2 separate regions of the Homo sapiens genome follow, and region 1 is linked to region 2. Evidence: read pairs that join two places in POLR2A ChIA-PET (ENCODE). Cell type or tissue: IMR-90. All regions are shown on one strand. Each heading gives the region's core, and the rest is flanking DNA. Links, peaks and the distances in the headings are about the cores only.

The links. Peaks named below come from ENCODE experiments on the same cell type or tissue, not always from the same donor. Only the 100,000 strongest peaks of a DNase experiment are listed, where the experiment ranks them.
Region 1: POLR2A ChIA-PET joins it to region 2 with 10 read pairs; 6 of 35 experiments call an interaction of 5 or more read pairs at or near these places.

What each region holds. Positions count from the first base shown.
Region 1 is chr3:119,703,085-119,718,086 of GRCh38, forward strand. CFAP91 (cilia and flagella associated protein 91) reads left to right here. Exons shown (of 18, transcript NM_033364.4): 1 at 1-138; 2 at 3,725-3,801; 3 at 4,320-4,477; 4 at 5,507-5,590; 5 at 6,755-6,811; 6 at 12,478-12,659. The coding sequence starts at 15. Among named protein-coding and RNA genes, the nearest start is that of CFAP91, 7.6 kb to the left of the region's middle. RefSeq lists enhancers at 1-103, 97-146, 197-256. In IMR-90, for the core only: no CTCF peak of the experiment used is centred there; no DNase peak of the experiment used is centred there; H3K4me3 peaks cover 222 bases; H3K27me3 peaks cover 1,752 bases.
Region 2 is chr3:119,642,022-119,653,903 of GRCh38, forward strand. It overlaps POPDC2 (popeye domain cAMP effector 2), which reads right to left. Exons shown (of 4, transcript NM_001369919.2): 3 at 6,098-6,647; 4 at 35-540. The coding sequence ends at 6,141. Among named protein-coding and RNA genes, the nearest start is that of POPDC2, 13 kb to the right of the region's middle. In IMR-90, for the core only: no CTCF peak of the experiment used is centred there; a DNase peak (open chromatin) is centred at 8,000.

The sequences.
Region 1 (15,002 bases), core at 1-5,000, 55 kb after region 2:
AAAGAGGCGGCACCATGAGCCACGCAGTAACCATCGAGGAGCCCCAGGCCCAGCCGCAGGTGTCTCAAACTCGGTACCGGGAGAGGTCGCGGGCTGGGAGCCACATCTCCTCCAATCGAGCGTATGATTTTCTGTACGGTAAGGACCGCCGCAGACCTTCCTCCGCGTCCGTCGCCTCCTAGGCCAGGTGGGCTCCCAGATGGTGGGACCTGGCCAGGGGCATGGCGAACGAAACACGACCCTCTGGACTGACCTCTTGCCCACGGTTGTCCTTGGTCGGGTGGGGGCAGCTCCGAGCCCTCCAGGTGGCCGCACTCAGGTTGGGGTCGGGGGTTCGGGTACATCGAAAGGCGCGGGTGCGCTCCGCTTCGGGGGGCGATTTTCCTGAAACCTGTTCCGGGCGTTTTGGTACCCAGAAAGTGTGCAACGATTTGTACACTCGGAGATTCACTCAACGTTCCTGCATAAAATGCCCTACAAAAATGATCTTTTCTCTCCAACTCTCTGGGCAAATCCAAGTTGGGCGAAAAGAAGTGCCAGTTTATCCCATGCTTGTTTTTAGGTTTTTTGTTGTTGTTGTTGTTTGTTTTTTTTAACTTCTGCGTCAAAGCATTGCTTATAGACTGGGTCCGCTGGCTCCTCTTGGGCCAATAAAACCCCAGTTTATTTTAACGGCTTGGTTGTCCATTTTATGTTTTCTCTCTCTCCACGCTCCTTGAGTTCCTTAAGTTCCTGTTCTACACATTTTTGTAGCCTTCTGAGCACCTATTCTAGTGCTGATACATATACTAGGCGCTTCAATAAATAAATGTTTATTGAATTTGCCGTGGCAAGAACTGTAACCAGCTATAAGCATGATTTTTTCCAATTTTGCCCTCTGCAATCCCAGGTTTTTCACCTGAACCTTGCATTGCTTTCAGCAATGTGGTGTTGCCTCTGGGAATCCCAGTCTCCTTTGTGTGGGAATCTAGGGTACACATTCCTAGATAGAGGCTGTGTAATGATTGCTGACATATTCTGGCCAGTGTTTTTCTGTATTTACTCTTGGTTTTGTGAAATAAATCAAGTTAGCTCCTGTAAACACATCACCATGTTTTTTTTTCACGGGTAATTTGAGAAGGAGGACAAACATCTCCCCAAAGTATTTATTAAGCTGGTTGTTTCTTTGATGCCGAAGTGTCTCTTTTGCAGAGGAATTGCTAAATGTTTCCATGTCCCTTGCTAAGAACAGAAATTCACTCAGAGTAGATCAAATAAAAGTTTGGATTGTTATAAAACAATCTCGCCGCTAGTCATGGACAGGAAGCGAAGTATAGCCAGGGCGGATGAGAACCTGGATGGGGAAAATCAGAACTAAGATGCTGTGCTCTCCTGCTTTCTTTCTTTGACCTTATGACCTTTCACCTTGTTAGGGTTGCCACATTTAGCAAATAAAAATACAAGAGGCACCGTTAAGCTTGAATTTCAGATAATGAATAATATTTTAGTATAAATTTTTGTCCTGTGCAATATTTTGGAACACATTTATACTAAAAAATTATTCATTGTGTATCTGAATTTAAATTTAACTGGGCATCCTGTATTTTATCTGGCAACTCTAGCCTTCTTTCTATGTATAATCAAGCCCCAAGTAATGATATTTCGGTCAACAGTGGACTACATGTATAAGGATGGTCCCATAAGATTATAATGAAGTTGAAAAACTCCAATTACTTCGTGACATTGTAGCTGTCATAACATTGTAGCCCAATGCATCACTTTTTCTGTGTTTAGATATACAAATACCATTGTGTTACAACTGTCTACAGTATTCAGTACAATAACATGCTGTATGGGTTTGTAGCCTAGGAGCAATAGGCTATACTATATAGCCTAGGTGTGGAGTAGGCTATACCAGCTAGGTTTATGTTAAGTACCCTCTGATATTTACACAACGATAAGCTCACCTCATAACCCGTTTCTAAGAACGTATCCCCATCATTAAGCAACACATCTCTATGCTTGCTTCCTTCCATCTGACAGAAAGCCTCTTGTGTATGGATTTCTCTTACTATGATAGGGACTAGGGTGGCGTGCTTCTTGACTAATTAGCCCTAAAGCTCACCACCAATTGTATAGCGTCTTTGTGTATTGTAGCTGAAAATTTAAGTTAGAAATTTAAGATTGGTTGTTGGCTGGCCAATGAATTGACTGGCCTTGGGCCAGGTTTCCACCTTGACAGAACTGTGGTGGTGCAAAGATGAACACCTTTCCAGGTTCTTTTACCCTTCCTTATGAAGCCCTATGTGATTAGTTCCCTAGTTACTTCTCTGGCCTCTTATCTACTCTCTTTCCCCTCCTTCATTCTGCCTCATTTGTCCTGGTTTCTTTGCTATTCTTCAGACGTATCAGGCATGTTCCCATCCTAGGGACTTTGCTGTTCTTCAGATGTATCAGGCATGCTCCCATCCTAGAATGTTCTTCAGATATCTAACTAGCTAACTCCCTCACCTTCAAGTCTCCTTACATGCCACCTTCTCAAGGGCCTGCCCCGACCACCCTAGTTAAAATTGCAACCCAATCTTCCTTACCCGATTTCTTCTTTTTTAAAAATAACAACCCTCAAATTCTAATGTGTAATTTGCTAGTTTATTATGTTTGTTGTTTGTTGTCTCTCTCTCATGAAGTCAAAGATTTTTGTCGTTTTGTTGATGTATTCTAAGCACCTAGATAGAGTAGCCAGTCAATAAACATGTGTTGAATGAAGGAGCAAAAAGAGCCTGAGCCTCTTGCAGCTTTTCAGCCTTGGTGGGAATATCCAATGTCTGCATTCAGTAAATCGTATTTGTTGGGTTACTAATGAATTATTAGGTTTTAGGAATTGACACACATTATCCAAATTCAAAAGAGACTTGTTTCTAAATCACAATTCCCAAATTATTAATTTCTATGGAGAAATATGTGTTACCATGTTATCTAGACTAGCTGGTCAGGGTATTTGCCTCCCCAGAGACAAGTCTACTTGGGAAATCAAGTGTATCCAAAGGCTGCTTGTTAATTTAATGGCAAATCAGTTGATTTTAAAGGGTGGTACAGTATAGTCAATCATGAATATTCTTCATCACTTTAAAGATATACCTGATAAACAGATACTTATAATAGCAGGGCAATATTTTGTTGAACTTTGTAAAAATAACAGTTCCATCATCAGCAAACTTACAAACTTAAGGGGTGAATTCTGAAGATAGCTGATTTTTTTTTTAACCGTGTTCACCAATTCTGAGATATCATGTGGTTTGCATCTTTCTAGTGCACCAAATATGGGAGATGGTATAAATGTATTGCTTCTTTCACTTGCAAATTGGCATAGTGCGTATATACAAGGTCTTTCCCTTGAAGAATTTTTTGGGTTACCCAGGCTCAAAAGGAGTTTTGTTCATAGGAGAGAAGAAAGTGTGTTCAGGGTGTAGTACTTGAAAACATGCTAGACTTTCTTTATGAATTCCACTTCCGTAAGCTGACTTGGAATACTCAGAAAAGAAAAACATCTTGACAACTGTTGCTGGTAGAAGTGGTAGAGTAACAGGGCCACATGCACAACAGAGCATGAGCTGCTGCAGAGTCAGACAATATTTAAACTTTTAAATTTGTTTTCCAATTAAGAGATTACATTACTTTGCCATTATTCTCAGCCTAGGGGTAGATATGTTCTATCTGTTATGCTACTTGATTGTTTATTTTGCAGATCCATTGTTTATTGTGTCAAGTGAGAAAGACCATACACAGGCAAATATCCAAGCTACCCTGATTCGCAGCAGACTGGTATGTCTAATTCATCAGCCAAGGCTACCTGATGAACCTGAACCATCTAGTTTGCCTGACTGCATTGATCAGATTGACTAATCACCAAATCTTCACTGGATTTTAGGTTCCACAGAAATTACCTTGCCAAGATTACTGGAGGGCAAAGCATCTTAATACGTGTGGCTCATTGTGAGGATTAAGTCACCAATAATGAACAGAGAACCCATAAGCTAATTTATTTCAATGGGATAAATTTAATAATATATGCCCATGTTAAAAGAATTCAAGTAGTATAAAAGCATATACAGTGTGAAGTAAATTCTAGCCCTATCCCCTACCCCCTCCACATAAACAGCCATTGTCATCAGTTTCTTGGGCATGTATTTAAAGATATTTTACGCATACAGCAATAACCCCTCTTCTTATGCTGTATACATTGTTTTGTATGTTTTTAAAAAGAGTTTACAATGTAATTAAAATGCTTTAGAAAAGCTGATGGTATAATTTTGTCCTTTGCCTCCCTTCTCTAACATTAGAGAAAAGTTCCCAGGTTTAAAACCATGTTCAGTAACCTGATCCATTATCCAAGATATTCTCTATATTGGAGCAAGTCAGATCCTGTCCCACCATTTATCAGTCGGGAATGGAAGGGACATAAGGAGAAACACAGAGAAGCCCTCCGGCAGCTCACCACGTAAGTGTCGGGTGGCTCCAGGGCCTAAAATAAATGCATTAAAAGCATTTCTTTAAATTCATTTACCATGTGTGGTTTTAAAATGTTCAGTTGTGGTGTTATACCTAGGCCAAATTTTCTTTCTAAACCTCTTTTGACCAAACAAACCTGATTATATATTGTATATATGAGATATATATATATATATAATTTTGTCATATATATAATGACAACTTGCCACCAAAGGTAGGGATGATTGAGTTTGTTGTTGCTTGGATCCAACTTAGCAACTGAAAGTGCTCTGTTCTGCTAGTATCTAAAATATTTTTTGGGAACTTGGGGCCAAAGCACCTTCAAGAATAAGTCGAATTCTTTATTCTTTTAATTACTTACAAGTTCACATTTAGTAAATTAAAAATTATAAAGCCTTTTAACCTGGACATAGAAAAAGTGTCTTTTGGCCAGGCACAGTGGCTCACGCCTGTAATCCCAGCACTTTGGGAGGCCGAGGCAGGCGGATCATGAGGTCAGGAGATTGAGACCATCCTGGCTAACACGGTGAAACCCCGTCTCTACTAAAAATACAAAAAGTTAGCCGGGTGTGGTGGCAGGTGCCTGTAGTCCCAGCTACTTGGGAGGCTGAGGCAGGAGAATGGCATGAACCCAGGAGGTGGAGATTGCACCACTGCACTCCAGCCTGGGTGACAGAGCGAGACTCTGTCTCAAAAAAAAAAAAAAAAAAAATTGTCTTTTAATATTTTGCTATTCTTGTGTGCTTTTAATTAAAATTGGGCATTTTTGTATGTGGGATTTCATAAATCCACTCTTTTCTCAGCTCTTGCTCTGTCTGACTAGGTTCTGGTCTCCTGGCTCAGGGGAAGAATCATATATACTCTAAGTTGTATGGCAGTCAAATGCAGGTTATGGAAGACTTTACTCTCAGTATGAGATACTCTGTGTAGGTCCTACTCTATACACATAGAAATATTAAATAGAAATTATATGTGGAAATATTTTAGACTTGAATAATGTTTTCTTGCTTCATTTTAGAACTGACGCTTCTTTTCAGATGCCTAAAGAAGTTTATGAAGATCCTGAAGTTACTGGAAAGAATCGCTATAAATACTTTGAAAGGTAGAACATAATTACTAATGAATATTTGAGCCCTAATATTATTAGAGAACCTCTTTATGATAATAATAATAGTTATCATTTTTCAGTGCATACAACGTGCCAGACTCTATTTTAAGTGCTTTACATGCATATGATCTAATCGTTAAAACAGGAATGTAGGCTAAGATATATATGATCCCTGTTTTACCAGTAATGAAGCTGAGACCGAGAGATGATAAATAGATTGCTCAAGGTCATATAAGCTAGCAAGGGGTAGATCTGGGGTTCCAACTAAGCCTGCCTGACTTTAGAGATACTGATTGCAACTAAGAATATGTATTTGAAAATATTTGAAATGAAGTCATCAAATGAACGACACACAGTTGGAGATACCATGAAGTCATAGTGAAGGGGAAACTTGTGTTCAAAGGGATAACATTTGTTCTCTTTGTATGAATCTTGCCTAAACCAACAAGGCCAAAAGGTTCATTTTATTTCATTTGTGATTTATGCTTATGTAATAACCATATACTCAAATCAAATTAAAATTAGATGGGGATTTCCTTATATATCCTACTGGAGTTAGAAAAAATAGTCTTGATACCACATCTGTATAAGCTTCCTTGAGAAAGTAAATTTCTAATCCACATTATTATTTATGAGCAACCTCCTTATGGAAATTTTGTGATACTGACTTTTCCAGAGAAATGTTAAATTCTTAACTGTTAACTATACAATTCTGTACAGTTAACTGTACAATTCTTAACTTTTAGGGGGAGGCTTCATATTAAATCACTGTGAATTCCAGAATGTCTCAGGAACTTGAGAAGTTGTTGGGAACTAATGGCCAGCTGAAGCCCAAGTACAGGGCTTAAAGTGTGGCTTCTTCAAGTGTGACTTGTTTCCCATCTGAAGAGAAAATACTGGAGTGTTTATTAAGAATGCACATTCATTGGCTCTACCCTATATGTACTGAATCTCATGGGCCAGACCTGGGAATCTGCATTTTAGACAAGAACCTCCCCACCCTGCAGTGATTTTTTATGTCCAGAAGTTTGAGTAACACTGATATATGGGATATTTAAGCTCACTGATTTTTAAGGGACAAATATTAGAGCTGGAAGAGAGCTTAGAGTGCATTCATTGCAAAAGTCCCACACATTTATGTTTTCTTTTTCCTCCCAGGCCTTTTCTCCCATTTTTTCAGCAGATGCCATTCAATGTTGTTTATGCCGTATCCAAGTAAGTAACCATTATTTGAAAACTCTTTTTCAGTTTATTTATTGTTTGCTTCCATATTTTTTCTTAGAAGATAGTTCACTAAATCACTATTTTTCAAATTGTGGATCACAAAACATTAGAAGGGTATGAAATCTTCTAGTGTGTCATGAGCAGCATTTTAAAACATGAAACAGAATAGAAAATAACCAAAGCATCAAGTATATGGAGGGTAAGTTGGTTTTTGTTTATAACTTTTGTTTCAGAAAAATATATGCATATGTTTATATGTATATGATGGATTATGATATAAAATGTATTTCTTACTGTTAGTTGTCCATTTGTGCTGCTATAACAAATTAACAGATTGGGTGATATAAATAAAATAAATTTATTTCTTGAAGTTCTGAAGGCTGGGCAGTCCAAGAAGCAAGGCAGTCCAATGGGCAGTCAGTGTCGGTGAGGGCCTTCTTGCTGTGTCTTCACATGGCAGAAGAAGCAAATGCTGTGTCCTCACGTGGAGGAAGGTGGAAGGCCAAAAAGGACCTATGCTAGTTCTCTGTAATCCTTTTATAAGGCACTAATCCATTGATGAGGGTGGAGTCCTCGTGACTTAATCACTTCCCCTAAAAGCCTTACCTCTTAATACCACGACAATGGGGACTAAGTTTAAACATGAATTTTGGAGAAGACACAGACACATATTCAAATTGTAGCAGTTGTAGTTTAAAAAAGTTGAAAAGTGCTTTAAATATCTTCTTTTGCTTCTCTGAAACACTTATTTGATGACAGTTCTTCAACATTTCATTAAATAAACAAATCAGTCATGTAATATTTTTTGAATGCTAGAATTTTATAACTTAATAACCATCTAATCTACACAGATAATGTGGTATACAAAGATAAATAAAACATGGTTTCTGCCCCACAACGGAGTGAACCAAGGTAAGAGGGAGGTAAGGGACAAGGGCTGAATCTGAGACAAATGTGTATTTCTTGTCTCTAGTTTCAGGACAAGACAGCAGACTGGTAGAGTATTCCTTTAAAAATCTAATTTTTGCTACACTCTTTCCTCTGTTAATATAATTTAATATTTCTGTAAGAGAAAAAAGTCTAAGGTATTCATGAAATTATCAGGAATAGAAACCTTTTTTAAGGTCTCATATTTCTGAATACAAATTTATTCAGGACTAGGTTTTCAAGGGTGCATTTAAAGAATATAGTTATTCCTAATAATATATATCATCATATGAACAGGACATGTGTTATTAAATGTCTGTAATCCTCAAGATAAATGCTAGTTATGACTCTACTTCACCCTTGACATTTTTTTAAGACTGTGTGGATGGCTTTGGCTCTTTATAGAGATGGAGTACAGATTCCCTGCTCTCCCTAGACAGAGCAACTTCTTGGGGTACCAGTTTATCCAGAAATAGCTGTAGACTTATATTCTATGAAATGTTTTGTATGAGCAAAAGGGGAGCTATGAGCTATGTAGATCCCTAAAGAGCCTTCTGGTAATTCTTTAAAATCAGGCTCACTGAATTACCTGCTTTGGAGGTCATAACTGCCTCAGTCTAAAAGTTGTTAACTAATTCTAGGGAGTTCAGAGGCCTGCAGTGATGAACACCATGACCTCCCCAACTCCTCCCTAAATAACCGTGACACAAGGGATAAAGATTCCATCCAAGAGTTAAACCATGACATTTGACATTGTAGCTACTCTCTATCTGTCTTAGAACTTTTTAAAGAATGAATCAGTATTCCTGAGTGAGGTCAATTCTGGAATTCCAGTATGTTTGAGTTTCTGAGCAGTGAGTATAATGCCACCTTGTGTTATCAGGGATGGAATTGTCTTGGGACCAGCTGGCCTTCTCCAGCCACACCCTTTTCATGGCTAGCTGTTGGAGTCTTTCCTTTGGATTCTACATAAGCACCTTTTCAAAGAGAATAAAAAGTTAATACTTTTAAAACATTCAATGAAGTTCATAGTAGAACAGGATTTGCTAGGTTTGTGAAGCCCCTCTCTGTACAGCTCTGTTGGGGCTGGGAGAGAAAATCTAGAAGACTGTAGGTATGGCAGACAGTGCATGCTCCTGGTGCCTGGGCAGTGGTGGAGGAGGAAAGGGCCTGGATAGAACACATAGAGCAGCCCTGGCTGCCATAAGAGTACTAAAGCCAGAGCAGGTGAGCCTGAGGGCAGGAGCCAGGACACAGCAGGGGTCAGGCCAGCATGGAGCAGATGTGGGACCTTTCTGAGTTTGGGTCCTGTTTGAGGTTGGGGAGGAGGTGGGAAAGGGATCATTGCTCTTTGTTACTCATATTTTACTCTCCCCTAAAGCCAACAGAAATGGGGAAAAAATAGGTTGGAGAAATTAAGAAGTTAGTTAAGAAACCATGTATTAAGTTACTGAAAGAGTTCAAAGTAGCTTTCCTCTTTTACATTCTATTCCCTGACCCACCTGGAAAGATACGAAGCCAGAAACCTTCATCAGAGGAGTTCATTAGGCCTTATTATAAACTAAGCACATTTGATCACATGGTTCAAATGTGTAATTATTTAATTTGAGAAAAAATAATTTATTCTCTTGATTCAAGATAATGGTGCAGTAATATAATAAAACTTCATGTGACTTCGGATGACAAAGCTGATTTGAAGTTATTTATTCAACTAGAATTTTATAGTAGAATAATTTCTACTGAAAACATAAGAAGCCATATATTATCTACATGTTAGAAATTTATAGCAACTATTGGAAAGTGACTTCAATAGCAGTTACAGTTCAGCATTACAAACTAAAGCCCGTGTGCGGTGGCTCAGACCTGTAATCTCAGCACTTTGGAAGGCCGAGGCAGGAGGATAACTTGAGGTCAGGAGTCTGAGACCAGCCTGGCCAACATGATGAGACTCTGACTCTACTAAAAATACAAAAATTAGCTGGGTGAGGTGGTGGGCACCTGTAATCCCAGCTACTTGGGAGGCTGAGTCAGGACAATCACTTGAACCCGGGAGGTGGATGTTGCAGTGAGCTGAGATCACGCCACTGTCCTCAAGCCTGGGTGGCAGAGTGAGACTCCATCTCAAAAAACAAAACAAGACAAAAAAAAAAAACAACTATTTAAAGTACTTGCTCCAGCACAGGTTGAACTTCCAAACAGGTATTTCTTTCTAACTGGCTTGAAATGCTTTTTTAAAAAATTTTTATTTTATTTTTATTTATTTATTTATTTATTTATTTATTTATTTATTTATTTATTTATTTTTTGAGATGGAGTCTTGCTCCATCACTCAGGCTGGAGTGCAGTGGCGTGATCTCGGCTCGCTGCAACCTCCACCTCCAGGGTTCAAGTGATTCTCCTTCCTCAGCCTCCCAAGTAGCTGGGATTACAGGTACGTGCCACCACACCCAGCTAATTTTTTGTATCTTTAGTAGAGAGGGAGTTTCACATGTTGGCCAGGCTGGTCTCGAACTCCTGACCTCATGATCCGCCTGCCTTGGCCTCCCAAAGTGCTGGGATTACAGGCATAAGCCACTGTACCTCGCCCTTTTTTTTTTTTTTAAACATCTTTGGTGTATGTATTTGCTGTGCTCGTATATAAGCTCTTACCATTGCCTCTGTTTTTCAAAATGGAAATATCTCTTTGTTTTTGCCTTCATCTTTAGTTATTTATGTAATTTAATCAATGCTTTCACCAACTTGAAAAAAATGCCTTAAGTCAAAGTGGCTATATTGGTTTTTTTCTTATTCTAGAGGCAATGCATGTACATGTTAAAAAAGAAGATTCAGAAAAGTATAAAGATGAAAAAAATTATCTGTATAATTTTACCATCTAGAAATAATTACTATTAATTTATTGTATATACATCTAGGTATTTTTGTATGCATAAAAACACAGTTTTAAAATGTAAAAATGGAATCCTACTATACATACCATTTAATAGTGTCATTTTTTTCTTCTTTACAATGAATCATGGATATTTTTGAATGCTCACAGGTATAGATTACATTATTATTTTGAATAGCTGCATAAATTCCATTATGGCTGTTTCATATTTTTTTAAACAATTCTCGTATTGATGTGATCATTTAAGTTTCTAATTTTTCACTCTTAGAAATGAGACTTTATGAACATGTTTGCATATATATCTTTGAATACCTGTCCAGTTATTTCCTAGAATAAATTCCTAGGAGTAGAAATGCTGGAGCAGCCGGGCGCGGTGGCTCACGCCTGTAATCCCAGCACTTTGGGAGGCAGAGACGGGCGGATCACGAGGTCAGGAGATCGGGACCATCCTGGCTAACATGGCGAAACCCCGTCTCTACTAAAAATACAAAAAAAAAATTAGCCGGGCGTGGTGGCGGGCACCTGTAGTCCCAGCTACTCGGAAGGCTGAGGCAGGAGAATGGCCTGAACCCAGGAGGCGGAGCTTGCAGTGAGCCGAGATCGCGCTACTGCACTCTAACCTGGGCGACAGAGCGAGACTCCGTCTCAAAAAAAAAAAAAAAAAAAAGAAAGAAACGCTGGAGCAAAGCGTATTTTAACTTGTCAATTTGGTGTACCTATTTGTATTTCCATCAACAGTTTATGAGAAGGCCTGTTTCTTCACAACATAATCAATGCTAGGTACTTTCAGTCTTTTAAATCTTTGCTTATGTGATAAAATAGCATAAAATAGTATCTTGCTGTTTTACTTTTCTTTGATTACTAGTTATTTTCATTATCTTCTCATATGTTTGTTAGAAGTTTTACTTTTTGTTTTGTGAATTCTCCTTTACTCATTTTTCCATGGGGTATTTAACTGCCTAATTGATTTACAAGGGCTTTTTATATAGAAAGGCTATTTAAACTTTTTATCATATATGTTCCAAAACCTTTTTCTAAGTTTGCCATTCACCTTTTAAATTTGTTTGTGATATTTTGAGGCATAGAAGTTGAAACTTACCCTCAATTCTATTGATCATCTCCTTTTATGGTTTCTGGCTTTTAAGCCCGGCTTAAAAAGACCTTCACTCAAAGATGATATAAATATTGACTTATGTTTCCTGTTAGTACTTTTATAGTCTCATTTTTACATTAATTTTTTTAAAGATCTGGAATTAATTTTTCTGCAAGAGACAAGCTAACTTTCCCACATGTTAATAACAAAGTGATCCCAGCATTAATTATTGAATCATTTATCCAGATAGAGCCTGTCTGCCTGCCTGCCTGCCTTGGTTCCTCCCTTCCTTCCTTTTTCTCTCTCTTTCTTTCAGCAGAAACCATCTCTTCTCTTTTCTCTGCTCCCATATTTCTGGAGGGAAACAGAGAGTGGTATGGAACTGAAACAAAGAAGAAAGAAACCAGAGAATGTAGTAATGCTGAACAGGTTCAGAAGTGCTGTACAGCATTCTAGAATAGCTCTGTTCTACAACCTTGCCCAGTGACACACATATAAATAGGCACTTCTGTGGGTCAACCATGGTACTTTGACCCACTTAGTTTCCTGGCAGAGGTGAGAATAACAAGGCAATTCTCTCAAGATTTGTGCGCATAATCCTGGTTATAATGGATTCATGATTTTGTACCTGTCAACATTTAAAAGAGGAATGGACTTGACAAAGCTTCGAAGATTTGTTTCTACTTGATTATATAATATTTTAAGTGACCATAACAGGTTTCAATTTTTAAACTGATTTTTCTCTTTTAGGGCAGAACCATACACTTTTCCTCCTACTTCTACTAAGCACCTATCCATCCCTTCAAAGTCTACTGTGGGCACTCAGACTGATTATCGGGATGCTGACGTTCAAACAGATCCATACTCTGCAGAATATGTAGTATGTCAGGACTCAATCCCTGAGCTCTTGACCCTGGCTACGCTTACTTGGGGTGAGTTGGTAAATCTCCTGACTATTGGCAGATGACGATGCTGATAACCACGCATGCTGTTCAAATGGCCCATGTACAGGCAATTGTGGTTTACAGTGTTGCTATATAAAGTGTCTTAGTACAGCAACTTCATAGACTCATAATTTTTCTGATACTTCTGGTCAAATAAAGATACTATCTTTTTATTGTGAGTAGTTTTATCGTACTCTATCTGTGAAGCTGAATTTCAGCTTAATATTGCAGTTGCTTTGCTGACTACTCACCTATGTCCTCTCATTTCTCTCTCCTAGTGAACCACTTCCTTTTCATTGAGCAATCATACTTCTTTAAACATAAGCTTTGAGTGTAAAATACTGAATGCACATTCCTATGTATGTCATATTATCTTAATTTGCCAAAATATCTTAATTTACCAATCCTCCCTTATATACTTTATTAGATGATTTGGATGACTTGACATTATCTCTGAAATGCTAAATATCTTTCAGGCTCAGAAATTAACTCTTAGAATGTAATAAAATCTGGCCTAGGCCTATATTATGTGAACCTATAAAATTAATAAGTGAGACTACCTTTAGAAATTATTAGAAATTAGCTTATGTAACTCACTTAGTTGTATTAATAGCTGGGAAACTGAGAACCAGAGAGGTTAACTAATTCCTCCAAGGACATAGAGATAGTTGGTTCATGGTAATGATTTTTAAATGAGATTACTTTCCCCCGCATTGTAACAGATAGCTGTGATCAAGTCTGCGTCCCAGACAAAGAAGATGTTCATATCTGGGCTCTAGTTTTGATTCTTGTTTCCTGGCCCACTTTATGAATCCAGATTAAGCATTATCAACACCCATACTTTTTTTTGAGACGGAGTCTTACTCTGTCGCCCAGGCTGGAGTGCAGTGGTGCGATCTTGGCTCACTGCAACCTCCGCCTCCTGGGTTCAAGTGATTCTCCTGCCTCAGTCTCCCGAGTAGCTGGGAGTACAGGTGCATGCCACCACACCTGGCTAATTTTTTTATTGTATTTTTAGTAGAGGTGGGGTTTCACCGTGTTAGCCAGGATGGTCTCGATCCCCTGACCTCGTGATCTGCCCACCTCAGCCTCCCAAAGTGCTGGGATTACAGGCTTGAGCTACCGCACCTGGCCCAACACCCGTACTTTAAAGCAGAGGCTCTACTTTCAGGCCTAGATGGCAAATTAAAAATATGCTGAAACCTTCCCTTTCTGCTCTGAATGCATAAAAATTACAGGAAAAAATTAATAAACATGTAGACACACTTAAAAGCAAGAAAGAAAATATTCGTAATGTAGAAATGGAGACTTTTTCCTAAGAAAGAAGTAGCTGGGAACCTTTGGTGGTGAGTAGGAGCTGTGCATGGCAGGGAACCAGGTCCAAGTCACCTGCCTGAAGGTGAGGGGCCAGCGCCCTTCTCCTGCACACTGGTGCAACTGAAGCCTGGTGCCTGCCCAATAAAGATTATAGACAGAGCAGAGTCAGGCATTCCTGCCTGTGGCCTTGGACTTTACCTCTTGGTGTGATAAGGACTTGGCGTTAAACTGCAGAAGGACAAGAGCCAGGCAGAGGCTCAGAAATGCTTCATTAGGCAAAAAACAAACAAAAAAAACAACCTAATCTGGTACACTGTCATAGCAGAACTGAAGTTAAAGTGTCAATAAAAGCCTCTATGAGACAGGCCTACTCCTACCATTTGTGGGACCCAGGACTCTAAGGGAGGCCCACCTACCATATGTATAGATATTTTAAAATTATAAATCAAGCTAATATCTGTTAAGTAAAATACGTTGGTTTTTTTTTTTTTTTTTTTCACAAACATCTTTATAACAAGTTAAAAGGACAAGTTTAAATTGGAATTCTTAGACTCCTGGGATTCCATACTGTAATGCAGCAGCGAGGTGAGAGCCTGCTGTGGCCTGCCCTTTTCTCTCCCCACCCTGGCTCTGCTCTACATCTGAGGGGCCTGTCATGCATGCCCGTGATTACCCCAGCTCTTCTTCTCAATGTTCACACATCCCTACGAACAGCTGCCATTTGGCCCCACCTTGGGCTTCAGGGTGAAGAAACAGCAGCATATAGTATGCTCTCAGGAATCTGAATCCTGTGAAGAGGCCCATGGAACCTTTGGAAGCAGGCTCGGGGCCATTTGTAGAAGGATTTCCAGGACCACCTGGAAATAGCTCCAGGTGGGCATGAGGCCTTGGACTCCTCACCTTGTGGTGATGAGCAGGGTTCTAAGAATGAATTTAGGTAGTAGCCACTCGCAGGTCAAGGCTGCTTATTGACCAGGGTGCTTATGAGAGAAACCTGCAGCTGGTCTCCACCCA
Region 2 (11,882 bases), core at 5,724-10,723:
GATCCTTTCAGACAATGCAAAGAAACAACATAGGGAAAGGAGTTGAGTGATTTATTGAGTGCTTACTTGGTGCCACGGCATGTGCTAGGTGCTTACCTAAATCAACTCATTGGATCCTCACAACAACCCTGTGAGGTGGGTTTCATAACCCCCACTGTTTACCGATGAGGCTCACAGAGGCTATGTAACTTGCCCAAGATTCTGCAGCTGGTAAAGGACGGAATCTGTGCCTCTGCACTACCAATGCCTGCTCCTGAAGGAAGGTTTGTGAGGGTGAATTTCTCAAAGTCACTTCAGGTCCTTACTGTAGCGACAGTGTTGGCACCTTCTGTGTCCTCTCTCACCTTGCCTGTGAGCCTTCCAGTGGGTGGGAAAAGAGGCATGCCTATCAGTGGCCATTCTGTGAACACAGAAGAGAGCTGCGCTGGCCACAGAGAAGATAGTCCAATGATCCTTAAAGTTCAGGCGTGTGGGTTGGAGCCAAAGGGGCCTGTCCCCTGGATATAACTTGAGAGTAGCTCTGGAGAGGAATTCTAGAAGCTGTGGAAAGAAAAAGAGGGAGGATTTTAGCACTATGTCTCTGGACAGTTTGTCTAACTTCAAAGGGTTCTTTTCAGTTTTTTTCTTTCCTTTACCAATTCCCAATGTTTTAACTGTACTCACTGCCTGACATGATAGGGGCAGGTGTACCTTCGAATCATTTCATACTAGAATATTAGGGCAAGTCAGCTTTGAAGGTATCTAGCCCAATCCTCTCCTATTGTAGAGACCAAGAGATCAACTTTTGTTGCTTCCTATGAACGTTCTATAGAACTCTACTTCTTACCTAACCCTATCTAATTTAAAGAAAAAAACCAAAAGCCTGTATTGAATAATGGTAAGTTTCATAAGACTCCTGACTTTCATTTTTACAGAAAGATGGGTAGGAAAATGAGGCCTGTAAGACAGAAGTGGAAACATGACTCAGGAGCAGCCCCAGGCTGCTGTTATCCAGAGGGCAGGTGGGGAACTGCTGCCTCTAACTTACCTGACCGACAATGGAACCTGTGGCAGGTAGAGGTGGCACGACCCTCTAGAGACCCCTGCTCTGGCCGTGCCACTTTCAAGAGCAAGTTTTCCGAGCCAGGACTCTTTCCAGTAGTTCTGTGAGAAAAGCACTGTTTGCTAGCACTGACAGCTACCAAAAACCTTACAGCTGCTTCTGAGGGGAAGAGCATGATGACAGTGTGACTCTAATCTGCCTCCTCCCAAACAGATGAAGGAGAGCAGGCTGACATGTGACTTAGCTATTCAGGGGCTAAAGAGCTAGCACATGTTTTCTTTAGGCCTCCACTTTTTGCTGTACCTTTTGTTGTCAGGGGATTCTGCCAGCTGCCACCTTCCCTGAAAAGCCAAACTGGTGGAAATAAGAGGGAAAATCATCTATCTCTGATAAAAGAAAGAGAAAGAAAGAGAGAGAGACTGCTAAACAATTGTACATACAACAGAATCTTAAAATACGCTACACATTTAACTAGTGCTTCAGAGCTTAAAAACTGCCTTTATGTATTTTATCACAATCACGCCTCACAGCAACCCGGTAAGGTAGACAGAGCCATCTTGGTCCTGTCCTGCAGATGAGGAACATGTTCTTGATGGCAGGTGAGTGGCAAGACTAGAGTCCAGATCTTAGAAACACAGAATCCTAGAGTTAGAAGTTACCCTGACACAATAATCCAAGGCATCCTTTTCCCAGAGCATGAATCACCTTATAAAATCCCTGAGATTTCTTATGGCCCCTGCTTGAACTCTTCCAGTGATGAGTAACTCTCACCACCCATGAGCAATCCAGTATCAATACTGAGCTAAAATCCTTCTTATAACTTTCAGCCTATTCAATTCAATTTCTGCCCACAAGAACTACACCAAATTAAGTCAAATTCTAATTTACATTCTTTCTAAAATTTGAAGATATTACACTTGCCCTTTTCTTGCAGATAAAACATTTTCAGTTCTTTCAACTACTTATCATGTGATTACCTAGAACCATGCCTAAAATATATAGTAAATAGTGTTTATTGAATCGTTTCTCTTGCCCTTGGTACTATGTCCTGATCCTCCTGTCGAGGGGCTCCTTCCCTTACCTCGAGTGTCCTCAATTTTGTAATCTGTTCATCATTTGCTTATTTAAATAATAGGGAGAAAAGAAACAGTATAGTTTTCAGAACAATGTGAAACAAAATAAAAATTGTCCAAATGTCAGACAGCTTTCAATTTATTTTGTGATAATGGATTCATTATTTCACTCAACAGACTACCTCGGAGCTGCATTTCTAGAAGATAAGTCCCTCATTCATTGAGCATCTCCTGTAATAAGACACAGAATGGATCCCTGTGGAGAGTGGCCATCGAATTAAACAGAAAAATTCTAGTGAAGGGAGGGATGATTTGGGGTCTGGCTGGAAGACCCTGCATGAATACATTATCCTGCAGCATAGTTTTGCCTATTAAGAGAAGCAGCACCCATTTTTTGTTCAATTTTGGGTACCACCAGACTAAAAAACATATGTCTCTTCAAAAAGGAGCTCCAGAGGAAACTCTGACTATTTTCAGTTGGTCTTAATTTGGATTGGTGTGAGAGACAAGCACTGGTGTCAATGTGATGAGGCTGTGTCATTCCTAATGATGCAGAATTCAGCCAGCTTCATGCCTCTCATATAAGTGCTGTGCCGGGATGAATAGCAATGAGCTTAACATTTTGATAACTAAAGAGCCAGGAAATAGATGGTGAATGGTGCCCTACTTTATGAAAGAAATAATAGTAAATTGCTCCCAATTAAGGGAATATGCTTATTCATTAGAGTAATAACCTTATAGCAAGTTTGATGGTAAATAAGTCAAATCAAACATTCAAAACACAATTTCAGAAAAAGAACTGAGGCTAAATTATCCCATGATCACAGACTACATTGAAAACTATCAGAAGTTTGGCTAATTTGATCATGTTTTCAAGTTGTTCTGAAAACCTCTATGGCCTGAAAAGTAAACGACATAAGTTTCCTTTCTCTCTATTGCTTAAACAAAGAAACATGAAAAACTATTCTCCCTATATTGCAAATTCCGGTATTTTAGAAAGTGAGCCTCATCAGCAGTTTTCTCATCTTGAGTTTTAGAAAAGGCTGAATTTGGAAAGAGGCATTTCATACGATAGTATGTATTAAGGGTTGAGGGCTTGGGGACTGAGTTGTGATCTCCTCTCTCATAAAATATCCGCACTGTAGGCCGGGCGCAGTGGCTCACGCCCGTAATCCCAGCACTTTGGGAGCCCGAGGCGGGCGGATCACCACGTCAGGAGATGGAGACCATCCTGGCTAACACGGTGAAACCCTGTCTCTACTAAAAATAGAAAAAATTAGCCAGGCACGGTGGCGGGCGCCTATAGTCCCAGCTACTCGGGAGGCTGAGGCAGGAGAATGGCGGTGAACCCGGGAGGCGGAGCTTGCAGTGAGCCGAGATCGCGCCACTGCGCTGCAGCCTGGGTGACAAAGCGAGACTCCGTCTCAAACAAAAAAAAAAAAAAAAAGAAAGAAAAAGAAAAGGAAAAGGAAAAAAAAATCTGCACTGTAATCACATGGTAGGTGATAGATTCTTCACAGGCATAGAATGGAGGGAACTGCTAGTTAAACAAGACCCACCACCACAAGGGCTGAGGAGAGTCCCAAGGTGCCAGAGAAATTGTAGTGAAATATCACAGAGAGTTCTTGCTGAAAGACACTCAGATGTCCTGGGGCTTGTGTCTACTGTACTGCGGACTGACTACTCCTCTTTTCTTCCTTTGAAAAACTTATCCTTGCCTTCTCAGATCAATCCAAGGGGGTTCCTGGGGACAGCTGGTCCAACACGCTCAAATGAAGAAAGTAAGGTTTAGTGAGGTATGGTTTGCAAAAAGTCACATATTTGATTAGTAGCAAAGCCAGACATAGAAGCCAGGACTTTGGACTCCCAGTCCTGGCCTCTTTCTCATTTACCATGCTGCCTGCCTCCTGATGTTTGGAAAACATTCCTAAAGCTGGGGATTTTACACCTTCACTTGAATGGTTTTCTTTATAGGCAGAGGGAAAAGTACTGATCTTTGGAAGAGTTAGGATTAAAAACTAATAAGATGGGGGTACAGGGTGTTTAGGAGGAAGAATAGATACAGCAAGGCAAAAAAGGTGGGAAAAAGAAAAAAGGAGGTAATAGGAGAGATAAATATATGAACAATAAAATGGAAGAAAACAAGAGACAAGTGAAGAGGGAGAAATGAACTGAGAAGACATAGAAAATGGACACTTAAGAGCAGCAAACTGGCCAGGCATGGTGGCTCATGCCTGTAATCCTAACACTTCGGGAGACCAAGGCAGGAGGATTATTTGAGCCCAGGAGTTCGAGAACAACCTGGGCAACATGGGGAGAGTTTGTCTCTACAAAAAAATTTAAAAATTAAACATTATCCAGGCACAGCGACATGTGCCTGTAATCCCTGTTACTTGGGAGGCTGGGATGGGAGGATCGCTTGAGCTTTTGGAGGTAGAGATTGCAGTGAGCCGACATCATGCCACTGCACTCCATCCTGAGTGACAGAGTGAGACCCTGTCTCAAGAAAGAAAAGGAAAAAAGAACAGAACATCAAACTGAGGCAATCAAGGACTGAGAAGAAATTGGAGAAGAAAGAAGAGAAAAATAGAACCAAGAAAAGAGAAGAAAACCAGGAAGAACAACATGAGAAAACAGAGAGCTGCTGTGAGTCGAAGAGAGAGTGTATAGGTGGATGGGCAAGTTGGACCAAGAGGGATCCATAGGACATAAGGAGCATGCGTGGATGCAGGATGAACGAGTAGGAAGGCGAACAGCTGCACAGAGGGAAAGGAGTGATCAGAGTTGTCAATGCACACTTCGGGGAACTCAACAAAGTGATCTGGGGTGTTAGATTGATCCTTGGAATTACCTCAGAATGAGCTGAACTATGGTTCTAAGGATGCTGGTAACACAGGAGATTGTAAATTCCATATCTACAAAACTAAATCTCTAACCTTTCATCAGTCATCTCTATGGCCTCTTTCATCATTTATATAACCTGTTTTTCAAAATAGACAAACATTCACTCATTCATTTCATGTACTCTGGAGGCCTTCCTCACTGGGCTAGTTTCTCAGGTAATTTATTGGTGCTTTCTGAAGAACCATGGGAGGCGCCTTCCAAATTGGGAACAATGGGATTTTCCTCAGGAAATTCAGGCCTACATCATGGTTGGGTGGAGTTACAGAGAAAAACATCACAGTATTATGAGGGCAGCCAGGGAAACATGAGAGCAATTTCCCAGAACCACTGGGCACAGCCTTTCTTGTAGACTCTCTGGGAGGGAAATTCTGTGAGGGAAATCCTGCACGCACTGTTAGGCCCTCCAGGATTTATGCACATCCTACCTCCCACAGGTGTGGGTGACTGGGGAAAGCCAGGCTGCCATATACCTATCTGATCATAGTAACATTTAATCATAGCAGTATCTAGTCCTCTGTCTGTGTGATCAACAAACACATTCTCCACTGGGTGAGAGGAAAGCAAGATGAGGACATTTTCCTCCCCGAGCTATTAGCTCATAATCACAATCCTCTTTAAAATATGCAGTTTTAACAGAGATGCCTGCCCAGTCTAGGCTAAATAACAACTGCTTTCCAGGACGGGCTCTGTATCAGGAAAGACAAGCAATCAGAATTAGAACCCTGCCACATTCTTTTTCTTTTAAAATGCATGCCACAAATAAAAGCCCCTTAAGCCCCAGCTGTGGCCTCAGCTATTAGAATAAACTTGCAAAAAAACAGCAATCTACCTTCCTGCTCAACGTATCAACCAGCCCACTTTCTAAAATGCAATCAAGTTAATAACGAATGAGTTTTTAAAATCCCTTCATGCCTTGCATGCACCCGGAGTGAGTTGCTATCTTCAAAGTTGGGTTAATGCCACTTTCTGTGAGTCCTCTAAGAGGAAATGTTCCACGAATGATTTTTTTTGCCCTAACAAGCTGAGTTAAGGCCAGCCATTGACAGGAATGTGCAGCGGCTGCCTTCTGAGTACTTACATAGGATCCTGAGCCGGTGGCTGTGCCCATGTTAGTTCTCCCTTCACCTCATGTACTCCCCATCACTCCTATAATCCATAAACGATTCTGATCCTGACACCTCCTCAAAATCCTCCAGCACCAGACTGGTGGAGTCCTCACCCAGTATGCCACTGTCTGGCCTGGACAACCTGGCCCGGGTAGGAGGTGCAGGAAAGTTGGTGGTAGCTGGAGGGGTAGAACAAGGGGGTGTTTGCTGGAGAGAGGTGGGTGTGGCCTGAGGAGGGGACACAGCTGGCTCACAGACTTCCTCATCACCCTTCTCGGACTCTGGTCCAGCATCTGCAGCAGTGGGACCCAGGACATGGTAGAGGCTGGGAAGGCGGATGTCAAAGCGCAGCCCAAACTTAGCAAAGAGCTTGTCATTGAGAGTGTAGAGCTTCTCTGAGATGTCATATCCCAGCAGAGCCGAGAAGAGGCAGGAGATGTATCGCTCTTTGGTCAGAAGAAGATGGAGACTTTTCCGGGGCCAGGAAATGTAGCTACATGAGGTCTCAGCAGTCAGAGTGACCTGAGAGGGGTCAGAAGCAGACAATAAAAGTTTAAACTAGAAAATTTGTCCATGCTGAGCACAGAGATCATTCAGTCACTTGGCAAACAGCTGTACTTTTACTGAAGAAGCTGTGTGGGAGTACCCCTCTATGGCCTTGCCTGGAGGAGGTCTAGTGGATGACTTTCACTTGTGTGCACTGATATGGGGGGGTCCTGTGTCAGGAGCCCTGGGATCAGCCATTCACTCACTCACCCATCACCTCCTGAAGCCTCAGTTTCCACATCCACTTTCCTCAACTGTAATTCTGTGGTTCCGTGGCTAATGCCACTAATGACTGCAGAAAGTTCTGAGTCTTATGATTTTAAGATAGAGAAAGAAGGGGCCTTCTTGTGCTCTGAAGAGTGGTTGAAATGCTGACAACTATTCATTTTAAGAATGAGGAAGGGTAAGATATTGGGGTAGGGACATAAAAAGAGTTGGAAAGTTGAGTTTGAGAAAAAGCTTCTGATGAGGTATGCCAAGCTACATCAGGATCCCAAGCCTGGGATTCAGGTTGGGATACGAGCAAGTTACGAAATTGCTCGTAACTTGGCCATTTCAAGTAACCAAAAGGATCTGATGACTGAAATCAGAAAAAGGGCATAGCGGAAGACAAACTCTAAAGGGTAGAAAATCAAAGGGCACCCCATTCTCCATTTGTTTATTCATCTAGGAATTTCTGAGTACTCACTATGTGCCCATGATGCAAAGCTAAATTACGCTTGCATGGGAAATAAGCAATAACGTGTGCCTAGCATGCAGCAGGTGTTTGATAAATCCTTGTTAAAATAATGATAAGTGGTAAAGCTGGGGTTAAAATGGAAACATGCTTAGGACAGTGCAGGAAAAGGGTGCAGAATCACACAATTTTTAATAATCTAATTGACCCTAATACTTTGGGCTGGCAGAGTTCATGATATATTTTTGTGGATGGAGACAGTGGAAATGATGATGATAATGATGTTAGCAGCTAATATTTGTCAAGAGGTGCCAGGCGTTGTGTTAAGCACTTTATATGAATTGTCAAATTTAAAGTAGGGTAGCTTTCCAAACATTCTTTATTAGAGATTATATATAATCCTTTTCATTCCTGTATTGCCTACTGGATCTCCCATTACCCTCCTCTTCTCTTCTTTCCTTTCTGCTATACCCCTCCCCCACGTCCTTTATTCATTTCCTCCTCTCAACTTTTCTCCACTAATTGCTAGCACTGCAATCAGGACCTAAACTACGTTATCGAGGCCAGAAGTGGTTTCATGTTTCAGCTTTACCTCTATCAGTTGTATGATGTCAGATAAATTACTTAATCTCTCTTGCCTCATGAGAAAGAATTCTGAAAATAATACAATCTGTCCATTACTAATAGTTCAGCAAGTAGTTGTCACATCTGCCATGGCCTGTACCTTAGATGTACTTATGAACAATTCCCAAACAAGAAATCAGAGTACCAAATATGAAGCACATGTGTTTGAGCAAGAACTACGCCGAATGTAAATAATGTCTTAAAGCCAAACACAAAGACTGTGAACCTTCTTAGAAATATGCTGTACTTCTTCCATCTTAAAATAAAACAAAATTTTACAAATAAAAATTCTTTTTCTCGAATTCACTTCCCTGGCTAGCTATCACTCCACTAATTTGCTTCCCTTTTTAGCAAAACTCATGAAGAAAAAAAAACCTGTTTATACTTAACTGTCTCCAATTCCTCTCTTCTCACTCTCTTAAACCAATAAGACTTTGTCCCTAGCAGTCCACAAAGACTGTTCCTGTTAAGGTCACCAATGACCTCTAAGCTGCTGAGTCTGATGGTCAGTTTTCATGGCATCCATCAATTTCCCCTTCCTCTTTGATATATCTTCTTCACTTGGTTCCCAGGATGCCATACACTCCTTGCCCAATCTCATGATTGTTCCTTTTCAAGCTCCTTTGCTGCTTCCTCCTTTCCTCTCCAACTCCTCACCACTAAAGTATCCCAGGGCTCCGCTCTTGAACCATTCCCTCTTCCATCCACACTCACTCACTTGGTGAGCTCATCCTATCCAATGGCTTTAAATATCATCTGCATACAACCAACTCCCAAATTTATGTCTCAGGCCCAGATCTCATTCCTGAATTTCAGACTTAAATATCCAGTTGCCTATGCAGCATCTCCATTCAAATGTCCACAGATGATGCAAACCTAACATCAAACACTGAACTTCCTAGTCCCCCGAAAGCAGCTCTACCTGCAGCTTTCTTTGTCTCAGTTGACAGCAGCACCACCTGTCCAGTTGCTCAGGCCAAAAGCCTTAGAGTCTTCCTTGATCTTCTCTTTCTCTCACATACTATATCCAACCCTTTAGAAAATCCTTTTGGCTGTATCTAGACAATATATGCTATGGCCCTACATGATCTTGCTACCTCGTCACCTCTCCAACTTTCTCTCCTGCTATTCCCTCCCCTTCCTCTCTCCATTCCAGGTCCACTGTCCTCCTTTCTGTGCATCAAACACACTGGCCCCACCTCAGGGCCTTTGCACTGGCTCTTTCCTCTGTCTGATATGCTTTTCCCAGATATTCACAGACCTCACCTGTCATCTCTCTCAGGTTTTTGCTCAAATGTTATCTGCTTAACAAGGATTTCCATGACCACCCTATTTAAAATTGCCACCATTTCTCCCTTGCACTACTCTAGGTTTTTTTTTTTAAACTAGCAGTGATTATCCTCTAACAAATTATATAATTTACTTATTCATTATGCCTATGGCTTTTTGTCTCCCCCATTAGAATGTAAATTGCATGAGGGGAGGGACCTTCATCTGTTCTGTTCACTGATATATTTCAAATCCTTTTAACAGTGCCTGGTATATACTAAGTTTTCAATAAATATTATTGAAGTGAATAAATGAATCAAGGGAAGACAGCCAATCTTGTATATTGCAAAACAACCTAATGTCACTTTCTTCCCCCACCCCACCGCCCCCCTGAGACGAAGTCTTGCTCTGTCACCCAGGCTGGAGTACAGCGGTGTGATCTCAGCTCACTGCAATGTCCACCTCCCGGGTTCAAGCAATTATCCTTCCTCAGCCTCCCGAGTAGCTGGGATTATAGGCACCTGCCACCACCCTGGCTAATTTTTGTATTTTCTAATAGAGATGGGGTTTCACCATGTTGGCCAGGCTGGTCTCAAACTCCTGACCTCATAATCCAACTGCCTCGGCCTCCCAAAGTGCTGGGGTTATAGGTGTGAGCCACCGCGCCCAGCCTCTAATGTTGCTTTCTCATGTCCTGTATAAAATCCTTCCCCAAAGGTCCTCCTGAAATCTGCTTCTTGATTGGTTCTCCCATATATATAGACATATCTGTTGTAACGTTTTGACAAGTATTTAGCTTTTTTTTTAATACTCATCTCAGATGTTGGTTGAATGAATTAAATGAGATAACCTATGTAAATAGGACTTAGGTCCAGTAAGATAGGATGCAAATTAGAAAAACAGTGATGATTTCTGTGTGATCCCTCCTGTGCTGTGTTCTTGGTGACTAATGAGTGTCACAGTGCCGAACACACAATGAATTCTGACTTAATTGAATTGTCGAGAGGTGTGCTGGAATGCTGATTGATTTATATTAGGTACAATGTGAATTATAATTTAGGCTGTCACTGTGGATTGCTCTCAGTCAACAAAGACTATGTAATTGCAAAAGGCAAGGACAGGATGAACTCTAACTTAAGATAACACTTGACATTTGCAAAGAGGAAATGGGACTTTACACAGCCAATAGCAAATGTGTGGCTCTCATTACTCCCAAAGGAGGTACACGCTAAAAATATAAATGGGAGGAACATGACCATACCTACATTCCAGGCTGAGAGGCCATGTGAGGTTACAGCCCTTCCTCTTGAGCGTAACTTAGGGGAGGACACCCGGCTTACCCACCACCTGTTCCTCCGTGTCAGTGTCAGAAAGAGGCCTGGTCCAGCTGGCTCAGGTCCTGACTGAGCCCTCCTGGAGGTTCTCATGTGCCTGAGAGAGTTCCTGAAGAAGGTTTCTGGACTAGTTAGGGAGGGTGTGTGGACGGAGGTCAGGGTAGGAACATGATGGAAGTGGATCTGTGGCTGGTGACCCTGGCAGTGGGATCAGGACTGCCTCTCAGGCTCCATCATCACAGAGCCAAGTGTCAGGGTGGGGGCAGAAGCAGGCCCTGCCAGGTAGCACTGCCCGGTGTGTGTCTGTTCCGGGGTTGGCTCATATGTTGGCTTGAGGGACTCCCTGATAAAAGTAGTAGGAGACACATGGAATCCAGTGTTTCCAGGTCCAGCAAACTATCCAGGCAGGGGAGTCCTTAAAAGGGTGAGTGAGTGTGTGTGCGCGTGTGTGCATGCGTGTGCATGTGTGTGTGTGTATGTGTGTGTGTAAACTCTACTCTTCTGGTGACCTTCCCATTTTAATAAAGAACAGAAATGGTAGATCCAGGCAACTTGGCTTTGTCACTTTCTAGCTGAAGACCCTGGGCAAATTACTTGATGTTTTTGGGCCTTAGTTTCCTCAGTTGTTAAATGGAGTAATAATCATATTCAACCCATAGAGTTGTTATGAGAATCAATGAGGCAATATGATACGTAGTGCCTGCCACATGCTAGCCATTCAATAAGTGAGAGCTACAAAGAAAGTGACCAAAGCCTGAGGGATTGGCAGAGATAAGAAGAGTAGGGGCCAGGCAGCCAGGAACCTGCATTGGAGCATGTATGTGAATGCCCCATGGAGTCCTCTGGGACACCAGCTGCCCAGTGGCAAACCAGTTCAGCAATTCTTTTTTTTTTTTTTTTGAGACGGAGTCTCACTCTGTCGCCCAGGCTGGAGTGCAGTGGCGCAATCTCGGCTCACTGCAAGCTCCGCCTCCCGGGTTCACGCCATTCTCCTGCCTCAGCCTCCCAAGTAGTTGGGACTACAGGTGCCCGCCACCATGCCCGGCTAATTTTTTGTATTTTTAGTAGAGACGGGATTTCATCGTGTTAGCCAGGATGGTCTCGATCTCCTGACCTCAGGATCCACCCACCTCAGCCTCCCAAAGTGCTGGGATTACAGGCGTGAGCCACCGCGCCCGGCAAGCAATTCTTTACTGAACAGCTGCTGTGCTCCAGGTACTTTCCTTTAGAGTCTGGGAACAGAGAGGGAAAAGCCTAGATTTGTACTTCAGAGTTCACTGTGCAGAAGACAGAAAGGAGACCAGATTA